Regions from separate parts of the Mus musculus genome. Here all the other regions are linked to region 4. A link is a loop called in an ENCODE intact Hi-C map of the cell type or tissue named here. Cell type or tissue: left cerebral cortex. All regions are shown on one strand.

Evidence for each region. Peaks named below come from ENCODE experiments on the same cell type or tissue, not always from the same donor. Only the 100,000 strongest peaks of a DNase experiment are listed, where the experiment ranks them.
Region 1: it touches region 4 in a loop (2.8-fold over the local background); 2 of 42 quality-filtered maps call a loop at or near these places.
Region 2: a loop joins it to region 4, with 2.8 times the contacts of the local background. A loop is called at or near these places in 3 of 42 quality-filtered maps.
Region 3: a loop joins it to region 4, with 7 times the contacts of the local background. A loop is called at or near these places in 12 of 42 quality-filtered maps.
Region 5: it touches region 4 in a loop (4-fold over the local background); 13 of 42 quality-filtered maps call a loop at or near these places.
Region 6: it touches region 4 in a loop (2.6-fold over the local background); 2 of 42 quality-filtered maps call a loop at or near these places.

Annotation. Positions count from the first base shown.
Region 1 is chr11:72,847,894-72,852,893 of GRCm38, forward strand. It overlaps Zzef1 (zinc finger, ZZ-type with EF hand domain 1), which reads left to right. Exons shown (of 55, transcript NM_001045536.2): 12 at 749-860; 13 at 2,666-2,878; 14 at 3,941-4,041. Among named protein-coding and RNA genes, the nearest start is that of Gm26121, 31 kb to the right of the region's middle. In left cerebral cortex, no CTCF peak of the experiment used is centred here; DNase peaks (open chromatin) are centred at 520, 2,769 and 4,432; H3K27ac peaks cover 1,054 bases.
Region 2 is chr11:73,046,430-73,051,429 of GRCm38, forward strand. Ncbp3 (nuclear cap binding subunit 3) reads left to right here and starts at 1,438. Exons shown (of 13, transcript NM_025818.3): 1 at 1,438-1,653; 2 at 3,430-3,495. The coding sequence starts at 1,471. In left cerebral cortex, CTCF peaks have their summits at 1,337 and 3,110 (motif pointing left); DNase peaks (open chromatin) are centred at 1,358, 2,076 and 3,102; H3K4me3 peaks cover 1,902 bases; H3K27ac peaks cover 1,307 bases.
Region 3 is chr11:72,998,422-73,003,421 of GRCm38, forward strand. P2rx1 (purinergic receptor P2X, ligand-gated ion channel, 1) reads left to right here and starts at 724. Exons shown (of 12, transcript NM_008771.3): 1 at 724-1,030. The coding sequence starts at 894. In left cerebral cortex, CTCF peaks have their summits at 614 and 2,815 (motif pointing left); DNase peaks (open chromatin) are centred at 548 and 2,804.
Region 4 is chr11:72,568,620-72,573,619 of GRCm38, forward strand. Gm51906 (a long non-coding RNA gene) reads right to left here. Exons shown (of 4, transcript XR_003949712.1): 3 at 2,198-2,595. It also overlaps the pseudogene Gm12712. Among named protein-coding and RNA genes, the nearest start is that of Spns3, 21 kb to the left of the region's middle. In left cerebral cortex, a CTCF peak has its summit at 2,153 (motif pointing right); DNase peaks (open chromatin) are centred at 629, 2,164 and 4,998; H3K4me3 peaks cover 225 bases.
Region 5 is chr11:72,736,398-72,741,397 of GRCm38, forward strand. It overlaps Ankfy1 (ankyrin repeat and FYVE domain containing 1), which reads left to right. Exons shown (of 25, transcript NM_009671.5): 8 at 1,855-2,059; 9 at 3,592-3,660; 10 at 4,005-4,204. Among named protein-coding and RNA genes, the nearest start is that of Gm46287, 26 kb to the right of the region's middle. In left cerebral cortex, a CTCF peak has its summit at 1,295 (motif pointing left); a DNase peak (open chromatin) is centred at 2,839.
Region 6 is chr11:72,791,051-72,796,050 of GRCm38, forward strand. It overlaps Cyb5d2 (cytochrome b5 domain containing 2), which reads right to left and starts at 4,789. Exons shown (of 4, transcript NM_001024926.3): 1 at 4,463-4,789. The coding sequence starts at 4,712. In left cerebral cortex, a CTCF peak has its summit at 2,673 (motif pointing left); DNase peaks (open chromatin) are centred at 1,179, 4,557 and 4,810; H3K4me3 peaks cover 1,057 bases; H3K27ac peaks cover 1,050 bases.

The DNA.
Region 1 (5,000 bases), 280 kb after region 4:
AAATTTTTCCTTTGTTCCAGATCCTGTTGTACATTTTCTTCACTTTTCCCCATAGTTATCTGTGATTGCTAGACATGCTTATACAGTGAGCTATTAGTGTGAGAGTTGAGTCATAGGCCAAGTAGTATGAGATTTTAACAATGGAAACTTGAAGTCATGCATGGTGGCCTTTAATCTCAGCACTTGGGAGGTAGAGGCAAGCAAATGTCTGTTATAGCAACATAGTGAGTTCCAGAGTAGCTAAGGCTACCTAGTGAAACTGTCTCTAACCAACCAGCCAGCCAACCAACCAACCACCTGTCCACCCACCCAACCAACTAACCAAGAATGGTGCTTGAAAGAGTGCCTGCTGAAGAGGGAGCAGCACTTACCCATTCAGCTTTTAAGGAGAAAGATGCAATTATCCTTTGTTTTAAGGATGGAATGCTTCCTTTGGAGGACTTGCTAATCAACAGAGGTCTGTGAAGCCTGAGATTTGAGAGCTCCAGGATATGAGGCATCAACCCCTTCAGTTGTTTGTACATGACTCAGACCTCAGGGTAATTATACACACATTAGTCAGACCTAGGCAAGGGAAGCCACTCTTGCCTCTTCCTCAGTGATTACCAGAAATGCCCATCCTGGTATGTCGCTCTTCCATCTCACTGGAAATGCCTGGCTTAAATAACATTTGGATGAGACCTTGTCAGTCTCTGGAGAAACTTTGAAGCAAGAAAATGTCTATGATTACATTTGTATTCATTCGCAGGATTGGTTGCTCATCTGATGACCTTGGAGAGGATGATCCTATTGGCTGGTTTGAGCTAGAAGAAGAGTGGGATGAAGCAGATGTCAAGTTACAACAGTGCAGAGTTGCCAAAGTAAGCAGTAGCCAGGTTGTCCTTCACTCATTTACCTGCTTTCCCTTTCTACAAACATTGCTAACTGCACTAGCTCTGAGCCAACACTGGAACGTTAGAGGGGTTGGGAGAGACAGATGTGATATGACTATGACAGAGGGAGGTTTAACCCACCCTAGGGTTTACCAGAGAAGACTTCATCTGAAAGAGAGTGTGAAATTATGCCAAGTGCTGGAAGTGGATTGGACCATAATCTTTAGTTTGGTTGAGATGTGTCAGAAAGGCACACTGCAGTAAGTAGTACCCAGGCATAGATGCAAGAGGAATGCGTTTGTTCCCCCAGTTCTGAGAGTAGTAACTGCCTGGCCATGTCATTTATTTTTCTTAAGAATAAATCTTAGAATAAGTAAGAGAACTCTCTTCAGAGTTCACACACAGTATGTGCTCAATGCATATCTATGCATTTGAGTAATAAATTTCAGAAAGGCCTTTAATACTAGTGAGTTGCCCAGTAGGTAAAGACACTTGCTGCCAAGCCCAGGACCTGAGTTTGATCCCTGGGACCAATATAGAAGGAGAGAACCAACTCCTTCAGTTTGTCCTTTCACCTCTACAAGCACACTGTGAGATACATGTGCCCACATGTATAAAATAAATAACTACAACGTGAAACTGGAAATAAGACAGCAAGGCTGTTATGAGAGGAACTTTCCCTTGAGGGAGCAGTTTGCCCCAAGCTTAACTTCGGCAACACTTGGCTTTATTTGCACAGAGTAGAGGATAGCACAGAGCAGAGGATAGCACAGAGCAGTGCAGAGCAGAGCATAGAGCAGAGGATAGCACAGAGCAGAGCAGAGCAGAGCACAGAGTAGAGGATAGCACAGAGCAGAGCAGAGCAGAGGATAGCACAGAGCAGAGCAGAGCAGAGGATAGCACAGAGCAGAGCAGAGCAGAGCAGAGCAGAGCACAGAGCAGAGGATAGCACAGAGCAGAGCAGAGCACAGAGCAGAGGATAGCACAGAGCAGAGCAGAGCACAGAGTAGAGGATAGCACAGAGCAGAGCAGAGCAGAGGATAGCACAGAGCAGAGCAGAGCAGAGCAGAGCAGAGCAGAGCAGAGCACAGAGCAGAGGATAGCACAGAGCAGAGCAGAGCAGAGCACAGAGTAGAGGATAGCACAGAGCAGAGCAGAGCAGAGCAGAGGATAGCACAGAGCAGAGCAGAGCAGAGCAGAGGATAGCACAGAGCAGAGCAGAGCACAGAGCAGAGGATAGCACAGAGCAGAGCAGAGCAGAGCACAGAGTAGAGGATAGCACAGAGCAGAGCAGAGCACAGAGTAGAGGATAGCACAGAGCAGAGCAGAGCAGAGCACAGAGTAGAGGATAGCACAGAGCAGAGCAGAGCAGAGGATAGCACAGAGCAGAGCAGAGCACAGAGCAGAGCAGAGCACAGAGCAGAGCAGAGCCTTGCTTCCAGTGCGTGACTTGCATGTGCTGCTTGGATCACTGAAGTGATTTCTTAGGGCGCTGTTTTCATCAAATACATGGTTTTTGTCTTAAAAAGCAAACATACTTCTCTCACTCCTGCCTGGATATTTGCCTTTCAGAAGGCCACTGTTCTTGGTATGACCCTAACAAAACCTGACTTATTCTGCATTTTGTCTTTTTTTCTGTTGCCTGAAGATACTGAATTTATTCTGTTTCAAGTACTGGGCATGATGTTGCTTTATAAAATGTTTGTTAAAACCAAGAACTTTTCTAAAAAGGCCTTTCAGTGTTCTTTCATTGTACTTAGGGATTCCAAGTCCTTTTCTTTTATCCTTTCTAGTTCTTGATGGTGAAGTTCCTCTGCACCCGCCAGGAGTCAGCTGAACGGTTGGGCGTGCAAGGCTTAAGCATCAGTGGGTACCTCCGGCCTGCAAGGGCAGAAGCGGAACAAAGCATCCTCTATGCCCACTGTAGAAGGGACACAGAGAATATTCATGGGGCCACCCTGCTTCTTAGGACTCTGCAGTTCATCCAGCAGCTTTCCCATGACCTGGTAGGTTTCTTCCATTATTATACAACACTCCCCTAGAAGTGACTGACAGTGTCAAGGGAAGTGGGCGACCTTTGAGACTTAGCCCCGCTGAAGTGATGGCAGCATTGATGAATATAGCAGATATTTTACTGCACGATAATATAAAAAGGCTGGAGAGAGTGGACTTTGGCACCAGTCTGTGGAATACCACATGGTGTGTGGCCATTGTTGTAAGGTCCCATGGAGTAGACCTGCAGGCACATGGTACTGTCCCTACTTGTGCTTGCCCAGGGTTGGCAAACACAGCAGCATCATGAGATCTTCTTTAAGTCTTAAAATTACTTCTCATATCTGGAGGGGAGTTTCATTTACTAACGTGACTAAACTATCAGGATTTGAATTTTAAATATTTGGGGTTTGATGCTGACTTTTACAGTTACTAGTAAATCATTGTATCAGTTCACTCAAGAGAGTCGTACTGCCACCACTGTGGAATACTTCAGGGAAAAACTTGTGTGTGTATAGCAGTGTCCACCCTTAGCTTTCTTTTCTCTTCATTGCACAAGAAGCTATTGAGCCAGTGTACAGATGGTGTTTGGGTCTCTGTTCACTAAGAACTCTTATCACAGCAAAAAAGAAGAGAGGCCTAGTGATAGTAGCTAGGTTACAACAGACGTGCAGCTCACATGTAGGGAAGTCAGGATAATCCTGGGCACCACTATCATGTAAAGTTAGGCTGATGTTTATGAAGTCAGAGCCTCTGTGGCCACGTGTGTATTACATACATTTGCATGCACGTGTGCACATATAGACACATAGACACACAAAGACACACATACATAGACCACACAAAGATACATTACAGACACAAACATATACATATACACAGACACACACATGCACCTAGGCACACATGTACATAGAAACACACATACACATACACACACATTTCTGAGTTGTATGAAAATTTCACTCAGGTGGGTCATCTTACTTCTTAACCATAGCAAGTAAATGATACATCTCAATATTTCTGTAAATATATTTTTTAATTTTGCTTTTTTTCTTGTCTTTATCATTTTTTAGATGCAGCAAAAGGAAAGTGGCTTAAAACATAAGTCTTTCCTGGACTTTGCGGGTCTTGATTTGCAGATCTTCTGGAAATTTTACAGTAAATTAAAGCAAAAGTAGGTCAGAACTTGTTATAAAGTGACAATCATAAGCAAAGCTGAAATGGATATTTTTTCCTTCTAAACATTTTTTTCTTGTATGTATTCTTCTGATTTGAAAGATTTGATTATTGAAAATGGCCCTCAAATTTCTATAACATTTTTAGGAAGCATTTCTCAACCATTTCCTTATTGACTGTCCTCACAGCTGATAGGATAAACAGGTTAGACATTATGGTGTTGTAGGTTGAACATCTCTAATTCAAAATTACAAAATTGAAAAATGTTTTTATGCCACAAGTGGAAAATTCCACATCTCACTTCATATCACAAATCACAGTCAAAATGCAAGCTGAGCTAAAAATACTGTATGGCTGGGAATAGTTATCCAGCCACAGCCACAGTGCTTACTTAGCCTGCGCAGGCCCTGGCTTCAGTCTCTAGTAACATAGAGCTTGTAAGCATGCACAAGGCCCTGGCTTCAGTCCCCAGCACTGAAAAAAAAATTGTACACAAAACAAATGAGTTTCATATTTAAAAAATTATCCATTTGTTTATTTATGTGTTTGTATGAGTTTATGCTCATGTGTGTGGGTATGTGGACCTATGTGTATGTAGAGGCCAGAAGAGAACATTGGATATTCCATTTTCTTAGCTAGGCTAGAAGCCAGTAAGCCCCAGAAACCCTCCTGTCTTTTGTGCCCACCACCACCACCACCACACACACACACCTTAGAGCTGGGTTACACACCTTAGAGCTGGGTTATTCACAGGTATGCCTAGCTTGTTACAAGGGCACTGGGACATGAATGCCAGTTCTTATGATTCTGGAACAAGCCATCTCTCTAACTCCATGAATTTCATGTTTAAACTTGGACCCTGACTCCCAAGAGAGCCTTCTTCTCTCTCCTGTCCATTTCCCCTCCCCTCTGATGCGTGCATGTGCAAATATTCCAGAATCAGGAAAAAAGTTTCAA
Region 2 (5,000 bases), 480 kb after region 4:
TAGTGGGCCAGCCAGTGCTACATAGCAAGACTCTGTCTCAAAACAAGAGGGCTGGGGTAAAGCTCACTGGTAAAGGGCTTTGTTAGCATGCTCAAGTCTCTGGGTTGCATTGTTAATACAGCAAAAGAAAAACGGAAGGAAAGAAAGGAAGGGGAACAGGAGAAAAGAAAATACAATCCATTGTTTTAACCCAATTTTGTACTTTGCATTGCAATCAATTGATGGTACCATTCTAAGGAATTCCATCTTGTTTGTCCCATGGTACAGACCCATTTCAAGAAAAGCTTGGATGTACAGTATCACCTCTTTTGGATCTTACAGCCGCACATAACTAGCTCATTCGGTCCTTATATTCTTCTGTGGAGGTGTGTCACTGTTCTATGTTCTGATGAAGGAACTGAGGTTCCGTGCCATGCCCAAAGTGACCTAGTGTATCTGAGTCTTGTGATTTTTTTTTCTGTTTTAGAATGATTTGCCTTTCTCTGAAAAGATTTTTAGGGGCTCAGATATATGGTCTTACCTATTCCTGGTTCAGATTGGGAGATAGGTCTAGAAAGGGCTAACTAAATATGACACAGGAGGAGACACAAAATCAGGACTCATGACAGACAAGAAGTCCCTTCTTCAAGTCTGAACAAGCCTTTCCTCTTTCCCAGCCAGACTCTTACTAGGAACATTTGCAGGAAATCTTGCTTGTGAGTCTCTGATGAGTAGAGCTCCCAGAAGTGACAAAATGGGTCTAAGCTCTGGTTCTGCCCTTTGGGTAGGTCACTGTGATCTTGAAGCACCCCTCTTCCCCTTTTAAGATAGGATCTTCTGTAGTTTAGGCTGGCCTCAAACTAGCAATTGCCCCTTGGTGTAATTGGGGGATAACCTTCAGCCCCTAGTCCTCCTGCCTCTATCTCCCAAGTGCTGGGAATACAATCGTGTACCATCCCTTTCCAGTTTAAATGTAGGCAGGGTTTTACCTTGGATCCCTGGATGGCCTGGAACTTAGAGATGTGCCTGCCTCTGACTCCTGACTGCTGGGATTATAGGCATGTAACCCCTACACTGGGCCCTAGTTTAAAATTTTGACCACATAATATGGCTCAATTACTGGAAGACTTGACAGAGCCAAAGCTTACTACGGAAATAACTTTGTAAACGCTCAGATTGCCTAGATGATAGATCGCGGTAACCGCTCAGCAGTTCTTAGAAGTATAGTCCTCAAAGTGCAGGTATTTTGGAACCTCAGACGACGCTCCACCTCCATCACTGCTTCGTCCCGCCCCCTACCCCGCGAAGTCCCGCCCCAAGCCGGCCCCAGGTTCCTAGGTCACCAAGGGGGCGCCAGAGATAAGGACAGCTTTCTGGTAGAAACAGACGACGCTCTAGGTGATAGCGGTGCTCCTCTGTGGTCATCGGCGACGGCGCTCTAGGCGGCGGGAGTGAGGGGCGGGCTTTCGGTGGTGCGGCCGGCTGGCAGCTATGGCGGCCGTCCGCGGCCTGCGAGTGTCTGTGAAGGCGGAGGCCCCCGCTGGGCCGGCTTTGGGGCTTCCGTCGCCCGAGGTGGAGTCCGGTTTGGAGCGTGGCGAGCCGGAGCCCATGGAAGTGGAAGAAGGCGAGCTGGAAATCGTGCCGGTGCGGCGCTCCCTAAAGGAACTGCTCCCGGTACGGGCGAGAGGGGCGGGGGCTGAGGAGGTCGCCGGGCGGGTGTCCCTGGAGAGTCAGGGAAGGTGGCGGACGGCGGCACTGGCGCAAGTCCGGGAACGCGGGAAAGGGGCGCGAGCGCCGAAAGGCGGGGGCCGCGCATGACCCGGAGAGCGCCAGAGAGAAAGGACGCCGGGGCGCCCGGAAATGGGTGCAGAGAGCGCTGGAGAGGCGGGGGATCTCGGAGAGAGTTGGGGACACCCCTCTCGCTGCCCCTCGGTGGCCCCGAACGGAATCAGCTGTGTTTGGTTGGAGATAAAAAGGAGCCGCGGGCGGGAACAGAACCTGAATCAGCCCTCAAAGAAAGTGTTAGGTGCCGCCGGCATCCAGGTCTCCTGGTGGGTCCTCCTTCCCCGGCCGAGTTGGTGTCACTTAAACCAGCTCTCTTCGCTTGGGAGGGCTAGACCTGTCAAACAGCAGACACTCGTGTGTTGGTATTGTGGATGAGGGTCCTCACGTCCCCGCACCTTCACTGCGTCTACTCTCGGTGGTCCCAGCTTCTGACACACAGTGACATTTGATCTTTCTTTAACCACAGTGGGTCTGAGGAGTGTTTTGCCTGTGGTTTGGTAGTCACATGCCCCTTCTTAAAGCTGGTCTGAGGCCTGGATAGCTCGGTTTTCACATACAACGTGAACTCCCTGCGCCCCCTCCTTTAATTACATGATAGCAGCTTGGTTTTACATTTGAAGTTATGAGTGAAGGCTAAGGTAGTGATGACAAATGACAATACCTTTGGTGACAACATCTATAGGTTATAGTGGATAGTGTATAGGTCAGGTGTTATCCATTCAGTCAGTTTAACATGTTTATATCACACACCTCTCTGTGTGCTGGTGTAATCCTAGGTGCTTAAGAGCGAACTCCCTCTTGGTGTTGCCCTAGTAGGGGAGACAAGTAAATAGTTCCCTTTTGTATTAAGTGCTACAAAAACAAACACACACACACACACACACACACACACACACACACACACACACCCTGTTAATAGGATAAAAAGCACAGTGGCCAGGAGGGATGTGAAGCAGTTGGTGTGTGTTGGGATGCACAGGAAAGTCCCTTGAGATAGTTAGATTCAACTTGAACCCCAAATGACAAAAAGGGGCCGACCATGTCAGTTGGAAGGGAGTAATTCCTAGCGGGGAGGACAGCAAGCTCAGAAGTCTTAGAGATGGAAACAGGATTGTTTTGTTGGAGAAATGTTGGATTGTCTTAAGCACGAGAACAGAAGTCAGAAAGACAGGTATTGTGGAGGAAAGCAAGGCCTGGAGATTGAATGCAGAGTCCAGGGTATCAGCTGCAGTCCTGAGACTTTAGTTCTGTTTTTATCCCCTCCTTTCTTCATTGTATTAGCCTGTATTTTTCCCAGAGATCCAGGACCTGAAGCATTCTCCTGGAGGCATTTGCGCCACCTAGTGGCCTTTCGTGGGAAATGTGTCCAGTCTGGTTTGGGGAGTTATGTGACTATCTCATTTTTGACATTTTTTTCACAAAAGACTTTAGATTTTCATTTATATAGATACCCTGAGTTGACAGAATTACTTAATGTTATGAACAGGCTCCTGCCTGGCGTCTGGAAGCCTCTCTGTGGAGCCTCAGAGATAGACTTCCTCCTAACAAGAGTTGTTAAAATGGAGAAGAGTTGCTGAAAAGAATGACTTCCAAAAGGGCCAGTTGCCAGGTTGCCTTTTCTGTGGATTTTTCTGTCAGAGTTTGTCATCTTTCCTCTTCTGTTAGGACACAAGCAGAAGATATGAAAACAAGGCTGGCAGCTTCATCACTGGGATCGATGTCACCTCCAAGGTGAGACAGACTGGGCTATTGTTTGATCAGCAGATGGAGTTAATGAACTTGGTCTTTACCATTTACATTCACACAGCAGTAAATATCTTGCCTCATTTATTCTTTTACTGCTGATATATATCTCATCTATATATGATATGTATCTCATAGTATCACATATCTACATCTGTCTACCCAAGGATGTCCTTCTGTATCCAGAAGACATTCAGGCAGCGTTTGTGTGTGCTCGTCTCCATGAAAAGATAATCACTGTCCTTAGTTGCCTGTGCTCAATCCTTTCCAAGAAAGAGTTTGCACTGGGAATGCTTATTTTAATATTTATTTATTACTTAACATTTACTTATGTTTGATGGGGAGCGGGTGTTTGTGTGAAAGTGTGTGTGTGCTGTAACACTCCTGTGAAGTCAGAGGACACCGTCAGGTGTTGGTTCTCACCTCTCATCTTTTTTTGTTTTGTTTTGTTTTTTCCGAGACAGGGTTTCTCTGTGTGGCCCTGGCTGTCCTGGAACTCACTTTGTAGACCAGTCTGGCCTGGAACTCAGAAATCCTCTGCCTCCCAAGTGCTGGGATTAAAGGCGTGCACCACTACCACCTGGGTTTTTTTTTTTTTTTTTTTGTTTTGTTTTGTTTTGTTTTGTTTTCATCTTTTTTAATTTGTTTTATTTTATTTGAGGCAAGATCTCTCTGCATAGCCTTGGCTGTCCTGGAACTCACTATGTAGATCAGGCTGAACTTGAACCCACAGAGATCCGCCTGCCTCTGCACTTCAGGTGCTAGGATCAAAGGCATATGCCACTGCATCTGGCTTCTTTTTTTGTTGGTAGTAGTATTACGAAAATTATTTTCAAGTTTGTGTGTGAGTGATTTGCCTGCATGTATGTCAGTGTACCACGTTGAGAACGCGTGTGTGAGGCGCTCAGGAGTGGGCTTCAGTTCCCTTACGACTGGAGCTTCAGATAGTTGTGAGTTGTCCTGTGGGTACTGAGAACCAGGCCTGGAGCTCTGCAACAACAGCCAGTGGCTTTATCTGCTCGGCTGTCTCTCCGTCCCCTCCTGCCTTGAGTTTGAGGTATTCTCTCATCTCTGCCTCCTGTCTCCTGTCCTGCTATACGAGTGTAGAGTCACAGCTATGTGCCAGTGTCTGGCTTTTACATGGGGATCCAGATTCAGGTTGTCAGGTTTACATGGCAAGCACAAGCACAGCCACAGTCACGCCACGTCCCTGGCCTTGGGGCTGCTTACTTGGATGTCATTCGCACGCTTTAAAAACTGTTAACAGCACCCAGCATGTAACTGAGCCCTTAACGCATATCTATGGAAACACTGGCTGTCAACCTAGAAGAATAGGGTTTTCTAGTTGTCTGCCTGTCTAACCTTTGAGGGCCATACCAACTGAGTTATTCCCAGCATCTGACAATATTGTCTTTTGCTAAGTGATTGCTATTACCATTGTATCACCTCCATTATAATACCTCAGAGTGAAGCTTCTTAATTTCCATGTGATA
Region 3 (5,000 bases), 430 kb after region 4:
CTTAGAAAAGCCAGACAATGCCCCCAAGCCCTCAACAAGTGACACAACTGCCTAATATCAGGCTTTCCAAGCTGGGTCTCAGAACTCCCTAGGGATAGGTGACCCTAGTCTCGTCTAGATGTCTACCTCCCTGTCTGTTCTGGTGGTAAGGATGGGATGGGAGTGGTGTCAGGAGTACAGTCAAGCAGGTCAGACAGAGGGAGAGCAAGGTTGCAGATAGAGATGCCAGCCTGAGGCTGAAGTTAATGGGTATAGACCAAGCTTGGACTTGAAGGGACTGACGAAGAGGGAGTGTCCAAGGGTAGCTCTAGGCTACAGGACTTGACATCAGTTCTGTTCATCTTCCTGCAGGTCCCCAGGACTGAACTGTCTACTCTGAGACTGTGGGGGTGGGGATGGAGGTAGAGTGTTGAGGGATTGTCCTGGCGAGACCCTTCAGTTCTGTCCTGTCAGGTTCCTGGAGTGGGGGTAGCCAGTAGCTTTATCTCTGGCCCTGTGGCTGGTGGCCATGGTGGTTTCCGGAGAGCAGCTCCTGTTTCCGGAGGCCCAGCAGGGCCCAGGCGGAGCCTTGAGGGGTAGTGGGGCTGGGCCTGGGTGGCCTCACTGGCTCCGCCTCTGTCTATCTTTGGGAATTTATTTCACGGGGCACCACTGGCCGGTACTCCACTGCCTGCCAGCAGTCAAAAGCTGCTCTGATCACCCTGGGTTTTTCCCTCCTAACCCAGATCCCACCAACGAACCTCCAACTCTGGCCCCACTTGGCCTGCTCTGTTCTTAAGGGGCTGGGAAGCCTCCAGCCACTCCACTGCTCTCTCTGTAGACACAGATGCTAGCCTGCCCTTGACCACAGAGGCCGTGCGGGGGGCTTGTCTCTGAGCCCCTTCTGGCCCACCATGGCTCGGCGGCTGCAGGATGAGCTGTCAGCCTTCTTCTTTGAGTATGACACTCCCCGGATGGTGCTGGTACGAAACAAGAAGGTGGGAGTCATTTTCCGTCTGATCCAGTTGGTGGTTCTGGTCTACGTCATTGGGTGAGTCTAAGTCCCCCTCCCAACACCTTTGGGCACCAGTCTTCTACATGTGCCAATCCTCAGAGCTCTGGGGTACCCTTCATCTCTCCAAGCACTGGAAAGCTCTCCTGGTGAGCCTCCATGCCTTAAGAAGGAATAGGCCCTGTTAACCTACTGTCAAGATGGAGACACCAATGCAGGATAGGACACGCTACTCTGGGTGCATGGTGACCAAGGGGCAACACCATTGTGGGTCCTGAGGACATTGTAAAAGGCCCCTTCTAGTGAGTGAGTGGCACGCCCTGCAAGAGCCCTTTTCACCTCCAACTTTCCTCATGCAACTGAAACAAAGCAATGCCTCATTTTACTCGCCAGAACATAGGCTCTGTTCCCGTCTCTCCAGTCAGAACAAAGGACAACCTGGGAAATCCAGGTCCCTGGGGGACTAAAAGACAATTGGATTCTGAACACTTAGCATCTTGATGGAGACACAGAGCAGGAAGTAGTCTCCATTCCCAAGTGTGACATCTCCTTCCCTGGCACAGGGTCAGAGCAGCACAGGTCTCCTTCAGCTATCTGGCTAGCCTGGGAACCATGCAAAGGCTAGCAGGCCAGGCAGGATCTTGTGTTTGCATGTGTGTTGTGTGGGCTAACATGGTATTCTATGACTGCCCATGTCCTATATATTTAGCCATGTACCGGTGGTTTTATATACCTGGTTGGCTACGCAAGCTTACAGCTGTGTCTCTGTCTGCCCTGGGTCTGAGGTAGCTGGGTACCAGAAGTGTCACATGTCAGGAGCATCATGCTTACTTACAGTCACACTAAAAAGAGCCTCTAGAGGCTATGAGATCAGTAAAAGGGTTGGGTCCTAATGGGAGCCTGAGAACGCCCAGTACCCCTGCCTGCCTGTGTTGTGTGGTTCTGAGGGCTCTGCAAATCCCCATTTGGGGGGACTGGGACTAAGAGCCCAAAGAGTTACTCATGTGGTACTAGCCTCTTGGGAGTATCTAGTTCCTAGAGTAGCCTTTCTTCTGCTCACTGATGCCCTAAGATTCAGAGCTAGTCAGGTGCAGCCAAAGCCAGGATCCTTCAGCTGCATTTCAGGCTATGTCTTGGTCACAAATCAAGTTGGTCAAGCTTAAGAGGAAGACTAAGGCCCATAGAGGAGCCCTGGAATTTCTAGGTCACTAGGCAAATCAACCCTGAACCTTTGCTCTGTCTCCTCATTTCCCACTCCCTACAAAGTTTCCAGGAAACTTTCTGATGGGTACCAGTAGCCTCCTGCTGAGCACAAGAGGGGCGTAAACGTCCACCATTAATTATTTGCTAGTTCCTCAGGAAGGAGAAGTCACTACTCAAGCCCAGCCTGTTTCTCACTTGGGGAGATCAAAATGGTTGTCCCTACTCAGGCCCCAGGGGCTCTCTACTTTATTTTCAGAACTGTGGCTAGGAGCAGTGTCTGACTGTCACAGGGACAGAACAAAAGGGATAGTCTACTGTCCCTACTGCCCCTTAGCCCTGATCTATACCTCCTGTGACAGGAACCTTACCCCATCCCTCTTTCCTTTCTTCTGGCCTGAAATGGTCTATCATTTTCAAATGTTTCAAATGTTTCTTGTTGGTGTGAGGGTGGGGGTATCAGAGGTGAGGGATGCAACTAGTCTTGCTAAAATTCCCAGTTCACACAGCAGAGCCAAAGGCAAGGTCTTCAGGTCCCCAAACCCAGGCTTCTCTGCCCACTAACTAGGGCGCTTACTAGCTCCAGCAATGGCACCTACTGTCTCTGTCGCCCTCATCTGGCCACTGCCAGATGCTACAATGACTCCTGCAGGTTAAACTCCTGAGCCTTGCTCCACTGTTACATAGGACAGCGGTTGGAGAGGACCTTTCCTTGTGAAGGGAAAGGGCTTCGCTATAAGGATCCTCCTCTTTCCTAGATGTTTGTCTGGTCCTGTGGGGGCTGCAGGGAAGTCGGGGGTGGGGGGGACGAGAGAGTCAGTCTCTGGGCACCAGACAAGGTGAAGCCCACATTGGGGACGGGCAGCATGGAGGTGGAGAGGGACACAAAGTCAAGCATTGGAACACAGTTCTGATGAAAGTGGCCTTAGACTTAGGCAGGCAGGCAGGCAGGCAGGCAGGCAGGCAGGCAGGCAGGCAGGCAGGCAGACAACAGACAAGAGGCTGAGATGCCAAGATCTGGAACAGGCTCAGAGGAGGAAAGTTAAGGCTTTGGACTCTATTGGTCATGTTCTTCCTGTACATTCAAGGCAAGTGGGGAAGAAGCCCTGGAAGATGGAGACTCTGCTGGCCTGGGTTAAGGTGATGTCACAGGTGAAATGCTCCAGTTGGAGGGATTGGGCTATGAGACAGACTGGTCTAGCCGTTCCTGCTGGAAAGCAGAGGGGACACAGGGTAAAAACTTCGTTAGGTGGGTTTAAGTGGGCTAGACTGGCCAGGTATGGAAGTACGAGTTTAACCCTAGCTAGTTAGAAGTAGGTGGATCTCTGTGAGCTTGAGGCAAGCTTGATCTACATAGTGAGTTGTAAGACTCTAAGGCAGCCAGGGTTACACAGTGAGACCCAGTCAAGGGGTGGGGGGTTGGGGGACAGCTGGATTTTGTGTTTGTTTGATTTTTGAGACAAGGTCTCTCTACATAGCCCTGGCTCTTCTGGAACTCACTTCGTTCTGGCTTCAAACTCACAGATATCTGCCTCTGTCTCTGCAACCCAAGTGCTAAGAATACATGTGTGAGCTACCATGTCTGGCTCTGGTTGAATGTTTTGTTTGGTGACTGGAACTTGCATGAGACTGACTTCAAATAATATCCACCCTTTTAATTAACTTTTTTAAGAAAGTAATCATTATTTTTTAAAGATTAGTTTATTTTATGTATATGAGTACACTGTCACTGACTTCAGACACACCATAAGAAGGCATCAGATCCCATTACAGATGTTTGTGAGCCACCATGTGGTTGCTGGGAATTGAACTCAGGACCTTTGGAAGAACAATCAGTAATCTTAACCACTGAACCATCTCTCCAAACCCTGAAAGGAATTATTTTTATTTTATGTTTATCAGTGTTTTGCCTGCATGTTTGTCTGTGACAGATCTTGGAGTAGTTGTGAGCTTTCATGTGGGTGCTGGGAATTGAACCTGGGTCTTCTGGAAGAGCAGTCAGTGCTCTTAACTGCTGAGCCATCTCTCCAGTCCCCTCTCTTAATTAACTTATCTTTCATTTATTTGTTGTTAGGAATTAAACCCAGGGTCTTGAGCATACTAATCGCACTTCCCAACCACTGAGTTTTTCTTTAATTTTCATAAACACACACACACGCACGCACACACACACCACAATTCTGACCCAATCAGGCATGGTGGTATTTACCTCTAATCCTAGCACTCAGTACCCAGAATATCATGAATTCATACATTCATGAATTCAAGGTTAGCCTGGACTACATGGTGAGTTCCAAGCCAGTTTGGAATACAGGATGATACTGTCTCAAATCAAGCAAAACCTCACAAGCATGTTGTCCTTATTATTCACAAGGTTGTATAATTACCACTTCTAATTACATTTCTATCATTCAAAAAATCATACATGCCAGGCGGTGGTGGTGCATGCCTTTAATCTCAGCACTTGGGAGGCAAAGGCAGGCGAATTTCTGAGTTGGAGGCCAGCCTGGTCTACAAAGTACAAAGTGAGTTCCAAGACAGCCAGGGTTACACAGAGAAACCCTGTCTCGAAAAACCAAAAAAAAAAAAAAAAAAAATCGCACACACACACACACACACACACACACACACACACACCCCTTCTCCTCACTGCTTGCCTATTCTGGGTATTTCCTATAAATAGAACCACATGCCATGTGCCTTTTTGTATCTGGCTTCTTTTTCCTGCTGTGTTGGTTGTGACATAAACCAATAACCCAATGCTTTTTATGGCTAAATAATATTCCCTGTGTTGATTCGCCACATCTTA
Region 4 (5,000 bases):
GTCTACAAAGTGAGCGCCAGGACAGCCAGGGCTATACAGAGAAACCCTGCCTTGAAAAAACCAAAAAAAATAATAAAAAATAAAAAATAATAATAAAAATAATAAAAAAATAAAAATTAGCCGGGTGTGGTGGTGCATGCCTTTAATCCCAGCACTCGGGAGGCAGAGACAGGCGGATTTCTGAGTTCGAGGACAGCCTGGTCTACAAAGTGAGTTCCAGGACAGCCAGGGCTATATAGAGAAACCCTGTCTTGAAAAAAACAAAAACAAAACAAAAACAAAAAACAAACAACAAAAAAGAATGCATGTACTAGTTTTATTTAATGCCTTCAAACTGGAGCTAGGAGAATAAACAAACTGTATTTTCTATAGTCTAAATGTGTTAACCAACTGCATGAAAAAATGAAACAAACATGACTACTAAAGTATAGAGAAGATTTTTTTTTTATTGTAGATATAAGAGGAAAAGCAGGCAGAGGAATGAGACCAGACTGAACGTGGCTGGCCGACTAAGCTAGACCATGAGAGGAGAGAGGAGGGAAAGCAAGAGAGGAGCTGCTGACAGATTGGAGTAGCCAAAACCACTGTTACAAGGGATCTTGCAAGGGGAAGGGAAGCAGAATCCCAGCCCCCGGGAGGGAGGGGTTTAAGGTAGGGGGCGGAGCGAGAAATGCTGGGAGGAGCACAGATAACTGGTGATGCTCGGAAGGCAGGCCAGCAGCTGCTTTGGTATGTTATTTTTGTTTTTGTTTTTTGTTTGTTTGTTTGTTTTTTGTTTCGGTTTTTCGAGACAGGGTTTCTCTGTATAGTCCTGGCTGTCCTGGAACTCACTTTGTAGACTAGGCTGGCCTCGAACTCAGAAATCCACCTGCCTCCTGAGTGCTGGGATTAAAGGCATTTTGTTATGTTATTAGGCACTTCTGTCAGCCATTTAACCTGAGTTCTGAGACCCAACACAACTTATCATTACCATTTTCAAATCACATTTATTGAGTGTACATATATGTACGTTCAGCCATGTGTGTGGAGGTCAGAGGACAACTTGTGAGAGTTCATACCGTGTGGGTCTCAGATCATCACAATTGGCAGCAAATAAATGCCTTTATCAATTGATAGAAATAAGCTCATGGTCGCAAAGAAAGAGACCACCACTCCAGCGGACACGGCAAAACTTTACTCTTGAAACTTTACTTTGTGCTCGGAAGAGTGAGCACAAAGAGACAGGAAATGCCCTTGATTTCTATTCTAATGCAGGTTGTGAGTTGGTCTTTTCTTCACCTGCCCAGTGCACAGTCTTATTCATTTGGCTAGTTTGAAAAGAACTGGCATAGCCAGGCAGTGGTGGCCCACGCCTTTAATCCCAGCACTTGGGAGGCAGAGGCAGGCGGATTTCTGAGTTCGAGGCCAGCCTGGTCTACAGAGTGAGTTCCAGGACAGCCAGGGCTACACAGAGAAACCCTGTCGAAAAAGAAAGGAAAAGAACTGGCGTAAGTACAGGAAATGAAAGAGGTCACTGCTCCCTGGGGAAAAGGGTCACTTCTCCAGGTCATCAGGTTACTGAACCGCAACAGGGGCCCTCTGTGTTAACAAAGGTTTAACTGGCAGGGGTGGGGGATAGGAGAGAGGAGGTGGGAAAGATATATAACCCCTGCTTACAAAGTGGGAGAGATAAAATGCTTTGACTTCTTTGTTCCAAACACAAGTTCTACAGTTTTCAACAAAAATGACTCATATTTGATATTATACACTAAACTACTTCACTAGCCCCTATTTACTTTTTATTTTATTTTAGGGATGCACTCCTCTGTGTGTGTGTGTGTGTGTGTGTGTGTGTGTGTGTGTGTGTGTTCGTGTGCATGTGCACATGAAGATTCACAGGAGAGGAGGGTAGGGAGAGGGAGAGAGATTCTGTCTCAAAAACAAACAAAAAAGAAAGAAAAAGAAAAAGCAAGGCAGATGTCGTAGTACGGCCATGGTCGCTTGCTAGCAAGTCCATCCCAGCGCTAGATCCCGCTGACCATAGGAAGTGGGTGTGGCTTCCGGAAGTCTTCCGAACCTCCCAAACAAAATGGGAAGATGACAAAGGAAATGATTGCCTAGGTGCTTTGCTTGTCAGAAGCCTTTGAAGCAAATCAGAGCTATGATGAACCGTGGCCACCAGATGGCACCAAAAACTAAGTAGAAAACAGAAACCTACCGGCCTGCTGATCCGCGGTCAGTGCACTTCGACGTGCTCCAGAAATTGAAGGTACGGTGTGTGCTACATGGTGGGGGTCTAGAACGACAGCTTTCCCCAGGCGCTGAAGTAGAGGTTGGACCCAGGCTAGACTCTGTCTTTCCATCTATACATTGGGCACGAGTAGCCTCAGTACCAAAGCTCAGAACCCTCCTTTATATCAGTGTGACTTGGGACTAAGGATGCTGGAAAAAAGGAAGAGGCCTTCTTCAACCCCACTTCCGGTAGTGAGGAGTGTGTCTTTTTCCTGGGCAGGCTACTGGTGCTCACCCACATGAACCTTGTAGGACAGGGCACAGCATCCATACTGTAAAGTCTATGATGAGGAAGAAGCAATCCTCATATGATGAACCTTCCACCTAGAAGAGAGAAATGTGTTTTTCTTAAACAAACCAAAAAGCTACTATCAACTAAGATGCCAAGAGGCTGTGGGCCAAGTTGCAAACCAGCAGAGTTTATAGGCTCCAACCATGAAGGGAAAACCCTATGATCAACTACTTGGGGTCTCAGGGTTTTCTTTAGTTTGCTATGGTGGTGGTTGTTGTTGTTTTAAATGTAAAGTGTGTGTGTGTGTTCCACGTTCCACAGTGTATGAGTACAAGGCAAAGGACAACGTTCAGGAGTTGGTTCTGCAGTCCCTAAAGCAGTGTGCTACAAAAGTAATCAAAGCAGCAGCTGCTGTCCCCCCACCCTTCTGCCCTAGCTTACAGTCACCATAGATGTTCCCACAGGACCTGTCAAAATGGTGGCACCTAGACACCTCCTCAGTGTGCAGCCATCACAGGAGCTGTGCAATGTCAGCCCCTTCTCTCCAGCCTCCCCAAGCAGCTCCAGAGAATTGGTGCCTCAGCCAAAGCCACCTGAGACTGGGAAGAACTTCCCATCTGTACTGGCTGGTTTCCTGTCAACTTGACACAGCTGGAGTTATCACAGAGAAAGGAGCTTCAGGTGAGGAAATGCCTCCATGAGATACAACTGTCAGGCATTTTCTCAATTAGTGATCAAGGGGGAAAGGCCCCTTGTGGGTGGGACCATCTCTGGGCTGGCAGTCTTGGTTCAATAAGAAAGCAAGCTGAGCAAGCCAGGGGAGGCAAGCCAGTAAAGAACATCCCTCCATGGCCTCTACATCAACTCCTGCTTCCTGACCTGCTTGAGTTCCAGTCCTGACTTCCTTGGTGATGAACACCAGTATGGAAGTGTAAGCTGAATAAACCCTTCCTTCCCAACTTGTTTCTTGGTCATGTTTTGTGCAGGAATAGAAACCCTGACTAAGACACCATCCTAACTCATGGACCCATGTAGAGAAAGGGGGAAGGAAGGAGAAAAAAAAAAAAAGCTACCAATTCCTGAGCACGAAAACCCACCAATCTCTGAGCTTCCTTCCCACAAAAAACCCCACCAATCCCTGAACATGAAAATACACCAAATCCCTGAGCTCCCCAAGCTTGGTGCTTAAAATCCCCCACCAATCCTTAGTCTGGAAATCTCTGCCCCACAAAAGCTCGCTCTCTCTCTCTCTCTCTCTCTCTCTCCTGCCTCTGCCTCCTCACGACTTTGTAACAGGCACTGTGCCATCCTGCAAAGCTACAGAAGGGATTTTCTTTCTTTGTTTTTGTTTTGTTTTGTTTTTTTAATTTTGTAATTATATTTAGGTACAGAAAACTTAATGTACATTTAACCCAATTTAGTGGCGAGTTCTTTAGCCTTTGCTTTTTCCAGCTTGGCAATGCGAGCCACAGACTTAGGACCCAGGACGTTGCCTCCCCTGTGGCGACGGATCTCATCATATCTGTCATTATAATTGGTCCTAATAGCTTCCACCAGCTTAGCCAGAGCACCCTTGTCTTCCGAGTTAACCTGTGTGAAGGCAACAGTGGTGCATGTCTTCCTGTGGACCAGGTGCCCCAGCCTGGCCTTTCCCTTGATGATGCAGTAGGGCACCCCCATCTTTCGACACAGGGCAGGTAGGAAAACCACCAACTCAATGGGGTCTATGTCATGGGCAATCACCACCAGCTGAGCCTTCTTGTTCTCCACCAAGGTGGTGACTGTATTGACTCCTGCTCGGAGGACAGGTGGCCTCTTAGTTGGGACGTCACCTTTGCCAGCAGCTTTCTTCTCAGCACGGGCCAGTAGCCTTTGCTTCTTCTCTTGCTTTGTCTCTGGCCTGTACTTGTGGGCAAGCTTAAGCAGCTGAGTAGCTGTCTGCCTGTCCAGTGCCTGGGTGAACTGGTTAATGGCAGGAGGGACTTTGAGCCGCTTGTAAAGGATGGCTCTTTGCCGCTGCAGCCTCATGTAGCGGGGCCATTTGACAAAGCGCGTTAAATCTCTTTTGGGCTGGATGTCCTATCCAATGCCGAAGTTCTTGGGCCTCTTCTCGAACAGAGGGTTGACCACCTTCTTGGCCTCCTGCTTCTTGACGACGGCGGGGGCCGGGGCCACCTTCTTCCCCTTGGCCTTCTTCCCTTTGGGCATCTTGCACGGCTGCTGGAGAGCTGTTTTGTTTTTCAAGATATGGTTTCTCTGTGTAGTTGTGGCTGTCCAAGAACTTGCTCTATAGACCAGGCTGGCCTCGAACCCAGAAATATCCACCTGCCTCTGTCTCTGAGTACTGGGACTAAGGACATGAGCCATCACACTGAACAACAAAAAGATTTTTTTTTAATTGTTGAAGTAACTGCAAATTGAAAATAGGTAGGACAGCTGGGTGGTGAGGACACATGCCTTTAATCCAATCACTAGGGAGGCAGAGGCAGGCAGAGAT
Region 5 (5,000 bases), 170 kb after region 4:
AGGAAAGCAAGTGGCTGGATGTTTGCAGTAAGGAACTTCTGACTCCCTCACAGTAGTTGACAGGCAGTCAGCTGTGACTGGGAGCCATATCCTGGCCATGTTTAGGTTGAAGTGTGTGGAATGCTTTGTTTCCTTGTTGCTGAGAACCTTATCTAGGGCCTCGCTTCCAGTTCCCTGCTTTGTCCTGCTGTCTGCTTACCCTCTGAACTGAACTTCCCTTAATTCAACTTCTGATAGTTCCTAAAGAGCCTTTTTTTTTAAATAAAGTACAGGTAAATGCATGATTATAAATTTTGAATTGATGTTTGGGTCTAACCAGTGAAGTAAATTTGATTTAAAGTCAGGTAATTCTTTAAGAAGGTTTAAGTAATAAAATGTTAGCTGAGAATGGTGGTTCTTGCCTGTAATCTTTCCACTTGAGAGGCTAGACAGAAGAGTGCTGCCAGTTAGATGACAGCCTGGGCTACAGAGAAAGACCATCATTGTCTTTTGGAACAGAGGGCCCCCAATGGAGGAGCTAGAGAAAGAACCCAAGGAGCTGAAGGGGTCTGCAACCCTGTAGGAGGAACAACAATATGAACTAACCAGTACCCCCAGAGCTCGTGTCTCTAGCTGCATATGTACTGGAAATTTAAATGAAGAAAATACCTAATAAAAAATTAGAAAAAGAAAAAGGAATGAATAGAAGATGATTTCTATTATGCTTATCCTCTGAATCTAACCATCTGCAGTTTTCTTGTGCCTGTGTCGTCTTTCTTTCTTTAAAAGTAGAACTAGGACTCTGAGAAGAGAGATTAGCATCTGAGATCAGACTTGACTGGAATTAGATCCTGTCTGTTCAAGTGAAACCCAGTAGCACTGAGGTGGATCCATTTTCTTCCCCAGTATTTTAGTGAGGTCAGTTTGTTGGTGGTGGTGGTGGTTGGTTGGGTTTGGTTTTTTTTTTTTGTTTGTTTTGTCTTTTTGAGCCAGGGTTTCTCTGTGTAGACCAGGTGGCCTTGAACTCAGAGACCTACCTGCCTCTGCCTCCCAAGTGCTGGAATTTAAGGTGTATGTGTCAACTGCCTGGCCTTGAGGCCAAGTTTTAATGTATGTGTTTGTTTATTTGTTTGTTTTTGGTTTTTCGAGACAGTGTTTCTCTGTGTAGCCCTGGCTGCCCTGGAACTCACTCTGTAGACCAGGCTGGCCTCGAACTCAGAAATCCACCTGCCTCTGCCTCCCAAGTGCTGGAATCAAAGGTGTGCGCCACCACACCTGGCCTTGAGGCCAAGTTTTAGACTGTTGGATGAATCCCAGGTAGAAGCTAATTGGTGCCACCTGGAGGCCACTGAGAAGCATAACTGCTTCCACCCACCCACCTATTACCTACCTTCCTACCTACCGTGTGTGTGTGTGTGTGTGTCTGTGTGTGTGTGTGTGTGTGTGTGTGTGTGTCTGTCTGTCTGTCTGTCTGTCTGTCTTTGTGTGTATCCATAGAATCCATAAGACGATGTCAGATCCCTGGCAGTTATGAGCCACCATGTTAATGCTGGGACTCAAACTGGGGTCCTCTGGAAGAGCAGCTACTCAGCCATCTCTGCCACCCAAGTCTATTACTGTTAGGCAGTAAAAGCATCTTGAAGGAAGGAACCAGGGCAAATCATCATGGGTAATTTAAAGGTGGCAAAGAGAGCCTTTTGAATGAAAGAATAACTCTGGACTGTCATCGGTTTCCACCATCCAAGACCCTGCTTCAGAAGTCCCAGCTGTTCTTCCCTTACGTCTGCAGTTGTCCCCTGTTGCCTTCTGAGGATGTATTAGCCACAGGGACTGGTTGCTGTCATGTCATTGTGTGTTCTGTTGTTTCTTTTTAAGGAGATCTTTTTGCTTCTACATTCCTCATTAAGAACGGGGCCCTTGTCAATGCTGCCACAGCAGGAGCCCAGGAGACCCCATTACACCTTGTAGCATTGTACAGTCCAAAGAAATACTCAGCAGATGTGATGTCTGAGATGGCACAGATTGCGGAGGCCCTCCTGCAGGCTGGTGCCAACCCCAACATGCAGGATAGCAAGGGCAGGTGAGTGCACTAACTCCAAAAGAGAATTTTTGTGGTGGCACATAATAAACATACACAGTATTTGACATTATTAAGTTTGATGTTTATTGAAGTTGCAAACATTTATTTGTCATGCAAAGTAGTGTCATGACTAAGACTAGAAGCACTTGGAGAAAACATTATAGCCTAGCTAAAGTAAATCTGAGTTTCTAAGAAATTTATATCATGTTGAAAGCAACCAGAGTGGTCATCTAGTCCGTGCTCTCATGGACTTTTTGTTGTTGTTGTTGTTAGCATTTTTAGGATCACTTGGATAATTTGAAGAGAAACTACTACCTCAAGGCAACCTGTTTTATCTCTGTGAGGTCAAATGGTTAGAAAAAAATCCTAAATTCTGCCTTATAAATACCTTTACTTTTAACAACTTATCTCCAGACTTTCACTGGACAGCCCTTCTTGTATTTGGTAATGTTTCTGAGTTTTGTTTTGTGTTTTACATTTTTACAAGTTATTTATTTATTACTTTTTGTGTATGGGTGTTTTGCTTGCATGTATATCAATATATCACATGCACACAGTGCCTGTGGAGACTTGAAGAGTGTAGGATTCCCTGGAACTGGAGTTACAGGTAGCTGTGATCCATTGTCTGGGTGCTAAGAATCAAAGCTAGGTCCCCTGGAAGAACAAGTACTGCTCTTACCACTGACCCATCTGCAGCCCAGTTTCTGTTGCTTTTGCATCTTCCCAGAAGGAATTGGCTTAGGACTGCTTGTGGTTTAGAATTGTGGGAGGAATTGCCTATCTTTGAGGCAGAAGTGTGGGAGGCTCTGAAGAGCAGTTCAGCTCCTTGCTTCACCAACTTCAGGCAGGCCACAGACATCACTCATCACCAGAGCAGTTTATCATTTTGAAAATCCACCCAGGAAGTAAGGTTTCTGTGAGGTAGGCGTCAGAAGAGGATCTGTGCAGTGTGTAATGTGGGGAAATAAGATGGTCCAGGGTCTTTGTGTCACAATCATTTTCCCAATCGGTCCTCATGTTCATTCTTTGTGGTTTTTTTTTTTTTTTGTGTGTGTGTGTGTGTGTGTTTGTTTCCCCCCCATTTAACAGTAGTAAGCCTGGGCAGTCTGTCTGTCTGCAGTAGAGGCCAGGCACAGGGCCTAGTGCTCTAGTGTCGGCCTTCCCTGCAGGCACTTGCGTACTAAACAGGAGATGAAGAATTGACCCAGTTATTTGTTGATGCTGCTATGTGCCCCAGTGTTGATAGAACATTACAGCAAAGAGCAAAGTTTCTTTTCAAATTGACAGAGGACAGATGAGATAAAAATGTGGCAGAAGCTACTGTTTACCACATTGCTCCAGGACGGGGTTAGAATTGGGGTACAGAGCGGGGGCCATAGAAGCAAAGTCATTTTCATATTTTGATTCTTGGTCATGGTTTTGGAAACCAGAGTGATGGAATTGGCTGTTGATTCTAATACCTGCCTGCTGTGAGTGTCTGCCTCTCCTGAGCGGACTCTTCTTTGACTTCATTTCCTGTGTTTTGCCCTCAGGACTCCTTTACACTTGTCCATCATGGCCAGGAACGACTGTGTGTTCAGTCAGCTGCTGCAGTGTAAACAGTACGTAGGGCGGCCTGGAGAAATGCAAAGCGGTTGTGAGGGTGGGATTGTGAGTGAAAAATCTTTCCTTACTAAAATTTTTAGAAACTATTGTTCATTTGTTTGTTTGATACGAGGTCTTATTAAAGTAGTTCAGGCAGGCCTGAAATTTAGAGTCCCCCAAATGATGGGATTATTGCCTGTCATGCCTAGCCTGAAATATTCTCTTAAAATGCCTTTTATAGTTACAGACCTTAAATAAAATAAAATTTGTCCTTTAGAACATATAGGGAGAGAGTGGAGCTGTTGGCAACAAAGGGAGGCCGGAAATCGTACCTGTAATTCACATTGCTTCTTTATTTCAGATTAGATTTAGAGCTGAAAGATCACGAAGGCAGCACTGCACTCTGGCTGGCCGTCCAGTACATCACTGTGTCTTCAGACCAGTCTGTAAACCCCTTTGAAGACCTCCCTGTGGTGAATGGGACATCATTTGATGAGAATAGCTTTGCAGCCAGACTCATTCAACGCGGCAGCAACACTGATGCTCCTGATGTGATGACAGGTAGAACACTGAGGCCTCAGGAGTGAGGCTGGAGTCTGAGAACTCTGGGAAACAGTAGGCCATCTGGTTTCCTGTTAGTGGCAGGAGTTGTGAAGTCAGTGCTGGCATGAGACTCACTGATAGCCCAGACTAGCCTTGAGCTTTTGATTCTCCTGCCTCAGCTTCAATGTTGGGATTACAACAGAACAGCTTGTAAATGTTTTAATAACAATGCAGAAATGGAAAGGCTGACTATTATGAGAACTGTTTTTGTTGTTGTTGTTTTCTATTTAATTTTAAGCTTGGTAAAAGCCTGGTTGTGATTTTTTTTTTTTTTTAAATCCTGTGCTCCACATAATTTAACCAGACATTAGTCTAAGTCTTATAAGCTGAAACATACCTGGTAAATGAAAGCAGTAGTTCTGTTCTTAGACTCTGTAGACCTCCAGATTCTTTTACCCTCAGAGAACTTGCATTTCAGACAGTTTTTGTTTGGACAGTTATACCTTTAGTATGTACTAGAGTTGGAAAATAATAATCAGATTTTTTTCTTTTATTTTTGGTTTTGAGACAGTCTTTTTAGGTACATGTAGCTCAGGCTGGACTTGAACTAGATGTTCTCCAGCCCCAGCTTCCCACGTACTGAGATTACAGACACAGTCTGCCATACCCATTTTACAAAACCAAGAAACGTTTGTTTTTAATTTGATTTTTAAATTATTTTACGTATATGAGTGTTTACCTGCGTGTTTCTTTGCCACATGCTTGCCTGGTGCCCTTGGAGGTCAGAGGAAGTCGTTTGATCTGAAATTGGGTT
Region 6 (5,000 bases), 220 kb after region 4:
TGTGAGCTATCTAACATTGGTGCTAAGATCTGAATTTGGGTGCTCCATGAGAGCGGAAGCACTCCCAACTGGCAAACCAGTCTACAGCACTAGACTTTTTGTTTGTTTGTTTTTTGAGATAGGGTCTTACTATATAACTCTGGCTGGCCTGTAACTTGCTACATAGACCAGGCTGGCCTAGAACTCAGACACTGGTCTACCTGCCTCCAAGTACGAGGATTAAAACTATGTTTGTCATCACTTTTTATCCTAGATTGATCCAAACTCCCTAGGTTGATATTTTATTGTTTTTCAATGCAGGCTATCTCTGTATAGTCCTGGCTGTCCTGGAACTTGCTCTGTAGGCTAGGGTGGCATCTAACTCAGAGGCCTGCCTGTCTCTGCCTCCTGAATGCTGGGATTGAAGGTGTGTGTCACCTTGCATGACTCCACACTGACATTTTAAATGAAAATAAACTCATGTCACTTCCTGCCAAAGTCCTCAATGCTTCCGTTTGCCTTGTGAGAATATCCATAGTCCTTAATTCAGTAGTATCTGCCACCAACCTTGACGCATAACTCATTGGGCTGTCTTCCTCTCTTCCCTCCTCCATGACTAGATTAGAGGCTCTGGTAAAACTTACTTTTTCCTTTTAAAACATCATAAAACAGGGATTAAATACGAGATGGCTCAGTCAATTAAGTATTTGACTAACAAATTTGAGGACCCGAGTTTGCATTTCTAGCACCCACACAGAAATCTAGACATAGCAATGTTATTTTATAATCTAAATATTGGAGATGCAGAGAGAAGAGACTGTACTTTAAACCTACTAGGATGACCACAATAAAAAATCATTAAGATCCAGGAGTACTGGTTCACTACTCTAATTATAGCACTTGGGAGGTTGAGGTAGGATTGCTGTGTGTTCAAGGGCAGTTTGAGCTACATAATGAGACTTCATCTAAAAATGGAAGTAGGGGAAGAAACTGGGGGATGTATTTTAACAATAAAATTCTTGCCTAGCATGCATGACACATTGCAATGAATCCTCAGGATTATAAAACAAAACAAAACTAGTAACAAGTTTTGGCAAGGATATGAGGAGAAACTGAAACTCAAGTGCATTCCTGTGGGAATATACAACAGTACAGAGACATTAAAGGCAACTTGGCAATTTCCCAAAGGAGCCAGAACCTAAGGGAACATATATTCACACAGAAACATACTCACCAATGCTAATGCCAGAATTATCTACAAGGAGTGAAAATAGGGCTAGCATGATGACTAAGTGGACACAAATGCTAGCTGTACAAACCTGACAACTGGAGTCCAACCAGCAGAACAGAAGCATAAAAGTCAAATGCAGTGATGTGCATCTGTAATCCCTACAGTTCTCCAGCAAGGTCAGAGACAGAGACAGAGGCAGAGGCAGAGGCAGAGGAGGCAGAGGCAGAGAGAGAGGCAGGAAAATCACCTTAGAAGCATGTAGGTCAGCCAGCCCTAAAGAGATGAGTTTGGAAGAAGTAAGAACAAGAGGCGGGAACTAACTCCCAATTTTTTTTCTGATCTCTATATGCCATACTGTGGCACACACACACACACAAAGCATATACACTTACCAAATAAAAATTTTTAAGTGGAACTAGCCCAAAAGCCCATTAAATGTAATATTTACACATGCAGTACAGTATTACTTGGTCATAAAAAAGAATGAGTGCTGGGTGTGGTACAAAAGGAGGTAGAGGCAGGTAGCTCTCTGTGAGTTCCAGGACATCAGGACAGCATGATCTCCATAGTGAGTCCCAGGCCAACCATGGCAACATAGTAAGACCTGTCTTTTTTTTTTTTTTTAAATGGCTGCATGTTGATAACACTATGGATGAACTTCAAAATCTCTAAACTGAGTAAAAGTCATGTAGAGGAATTTTAGTCCAGCAACGTGGCTGCTCAGGCTGGAGTACAGCCACACCCTTAGTACACTTTAATCCCAAAGAAGGTAAAGTTAGTTTGTAGTGACTTCTAATTGACAAAGTGACAAATCAGGGAAATATCTGACAGAATGAGTCAGAGACAGGATCTGCCCAACTCTCACGAGGAAAAAGAGGCAACCTAAGAAGGAACAGCCCGGCAGCAGAGGGGAAGGCGGCAGTTTTACAGAGATAAGTGAAAGATGGAACAGACTAGATACAGGTAAAGGCGGAATGAGCCAGAAGATGAGAAGGAGCCAGATTAGAAAAGAATGCCAGAGTTAGTTTAAGGCCAAGCTGAGCAATAGAGTCAGAGGTCGAGAGAGAAGCCAGATTGAATCAGTCAGCTTGGAAAGGAGTTGGAGCTTTAACAGTTGAGTTGAACCAGCCAGCCAGAGCTCAAACAGAACTAGAAAGGGTGAGCTTATATAGGAGTAAGTCTTGGAGGCTGAAAACATTCTAGGCCCGGATTAGATTGTCTGGGAGCTAGAAGCTTCCAGGACTAGGCCTAGGTTAGCAGGAGACAGTAAGCCTTCCAGGTGACAATTACATCAGGTGAATAAAAGTTACTTTTACAAAGCTAGACTAGAAAAGGACATGTGGGGCTGGAGAGATGGCTCAGTGGTTAAGAGCACCGATTGCTCTTCCAAAGGTCCTGAGTTCAAATCCCAGCAACCACATGATGGCTCACAACCATCCGCAATGAGATCTGACGCCCTCTTCTGGTGTATCTAAAGACAGCTACAGTGTACTTAGATATAATAATAAATTAAAAAAAAAAAAGAAAAAAGAAAAGGACATGTGTGAGGTATATGATTCTATTCATAGAAGGGGCAAATCCATAGGAAGAGAAAGTACACAGGAATTCCCAAGGGTTGTGGGGAGGTAGAGAATGGAGAGGAGTGGATGATGGGTAGTTTCCCTTGGGGATGAGCAAAATGTTCTGAAATTAGGTGATGATAATGTTTGTTTGTCTCTGTGCCTTTAACATAAAGACTTTTCTGTGACTTGTGCCTTAATAAAAATAAGTACTGACTATATAAATGAGTACATTTGCTTCCCTAATAGACTGTGTGGGCAGTCAGACACATCTTGGATTCCTCAGCACCTGGCCAAGGGAGGACCCATGGTAGTAGTCAATAAATGGAGCTCAAAAATTATATGCACAGAACGCAAAAGCTACTAGAGCATACTAGCCCAGAAATGGAAGCATGTATGTTCACACTTGTGCATGCATCCATGACAGCTATACCAGATGTTAGTAGTGTCCTAAAGTGCACTCAAGTGGCAAGAAAAAACTCTTGATTCCAGTCTAGCATTGCTTCTAACTCTCCATGTCCTTGGGTAGGTCCTATCCCAGGTTAGACTGTTTGAAAAGTCTGGAGAGAAGGAAGTGAGTGATCTGTATTTAAAGGTAGCTTCCTAATTCTCCTAAATGACCGGTGGACTGCTTGAAATTTTTGTCAGTCTAGTTACCAGTCTTGCCCTGCGATCTTCCTTCCCAAATAAACAAAGAGAGAGGTATTCTCCTTGGCTAGAAAAACAACACCTTTAAAATTGGTAGCTGGGAAGCTGGCTTACTGGTTAAGAGCAGTGGATGCTCCTCCAGAGAAGCAAAGTTCCCAGCACCCAGATCACAACCATGTTTACTAGTTACAGGGATTTGAAAACCTCTTCTGGCTTCGATGGGCACCAAGTACACAGGTAGTTCAGAGTTGTACAAGGAAGTAAAACACTCATACACATAAAATAAAAATTAAAAGCTATTAGGTTGGTAGTTCTCATATCTTGTTAAGGCTTTTAGTCAAATTACATTTTCCGATCCCCTCCGTTGTTAAGGGGTAACGGGAGCACAGCAGAATGGAGTTAATTTGATAAATGTTCTTAGGAAGGCTAATATACCAAATTTTGTCAGAAGTTTTGTTTCGTGTTGTTTTAGAGCCAGCCTGGCCACAAATTCCTGGCTCAATGGATCTTTGTAGCTCAAGAGATCCTCCTGTCTCAGCCACTCCAGTTAAAACACCACTTCTGGTTTATTGTAGGTATTTTAATACTACAAAAGATACTTGCTTTCCTGTGCTCTAACTTCATTCCCCGCTTGATTCTCATTTTTTTTTTTTAAAGAAAAGCAGACAAGTGCATCTACTAGAATTAAAAAAGACTCAAATATTATATTAGGGGAAACGGAGGCGGGCGGAGGAAAGGTTATTTCGGGTCAGTCTAAAGAGCCTGAAAGCACGGTAGCTCTAGAGACCAGGTAGACTTCTGAGTGTAACCACTACCTAACAAGACACATCTTTCTCCGAATCAGTCACACAGTGCAGCAGACAGAGTCGGAGGGTACATAACTAGCACAGTTGCGTCCAAGCTGCAAACCAGGACCGTGTCCTTCCCACCGCAGCAGTCTGAGGAATGTGGGATGACGAGGCGCGGAGGAATAAATTACTGGACGAACGCAAGCCGTGGCTACGAGCCCACGCAGGAGGAAAAGGTGTGAGAGCCTCGCCGATACCTGCGAAGCCGCTATAGTGCGCCCCAGGCTCGTAGTGCCTCCTGCCAGAGGACACGTCGTAGACGCGGCCGAGCAGTGCCAAGTACAGGCCCGGGTCCCCTGGGCCGCCGCGATAGCGGGCTAGCTCCTCGGGAAGGAAGAGGCGAATACCAGGGCGGGGACCCCACCAGTCCATCAACCACACGGCCATGACAGCCACCGCCGCCACGGCCAGGCTCAGCACCACACCAAGCCCGCATATCCTCAGCATCTATACAGCAACACACCAGACACGCTTCGGAGGTAGCCACCTCTTAAGCCACCACTAAGACAGCAGAGACGCCGGCCGTGACGTCGGCAGCGCGACACTGACAGACTTCACAGCAAAGTTGACTCTTTTGCCCCCGACTCTTTCTTCTTTTCTTGTCCAGCCTAGATTCTGAACGTGAAGCGTGGAGCAGAAAAGGGGAACAGTACAGAGAAAAAACAAACAAACAAACAAACAAACAAAAAGTCCTGGCTTACAGTTTATCCGCCCTCAACAAAGATGGCGGCAGAG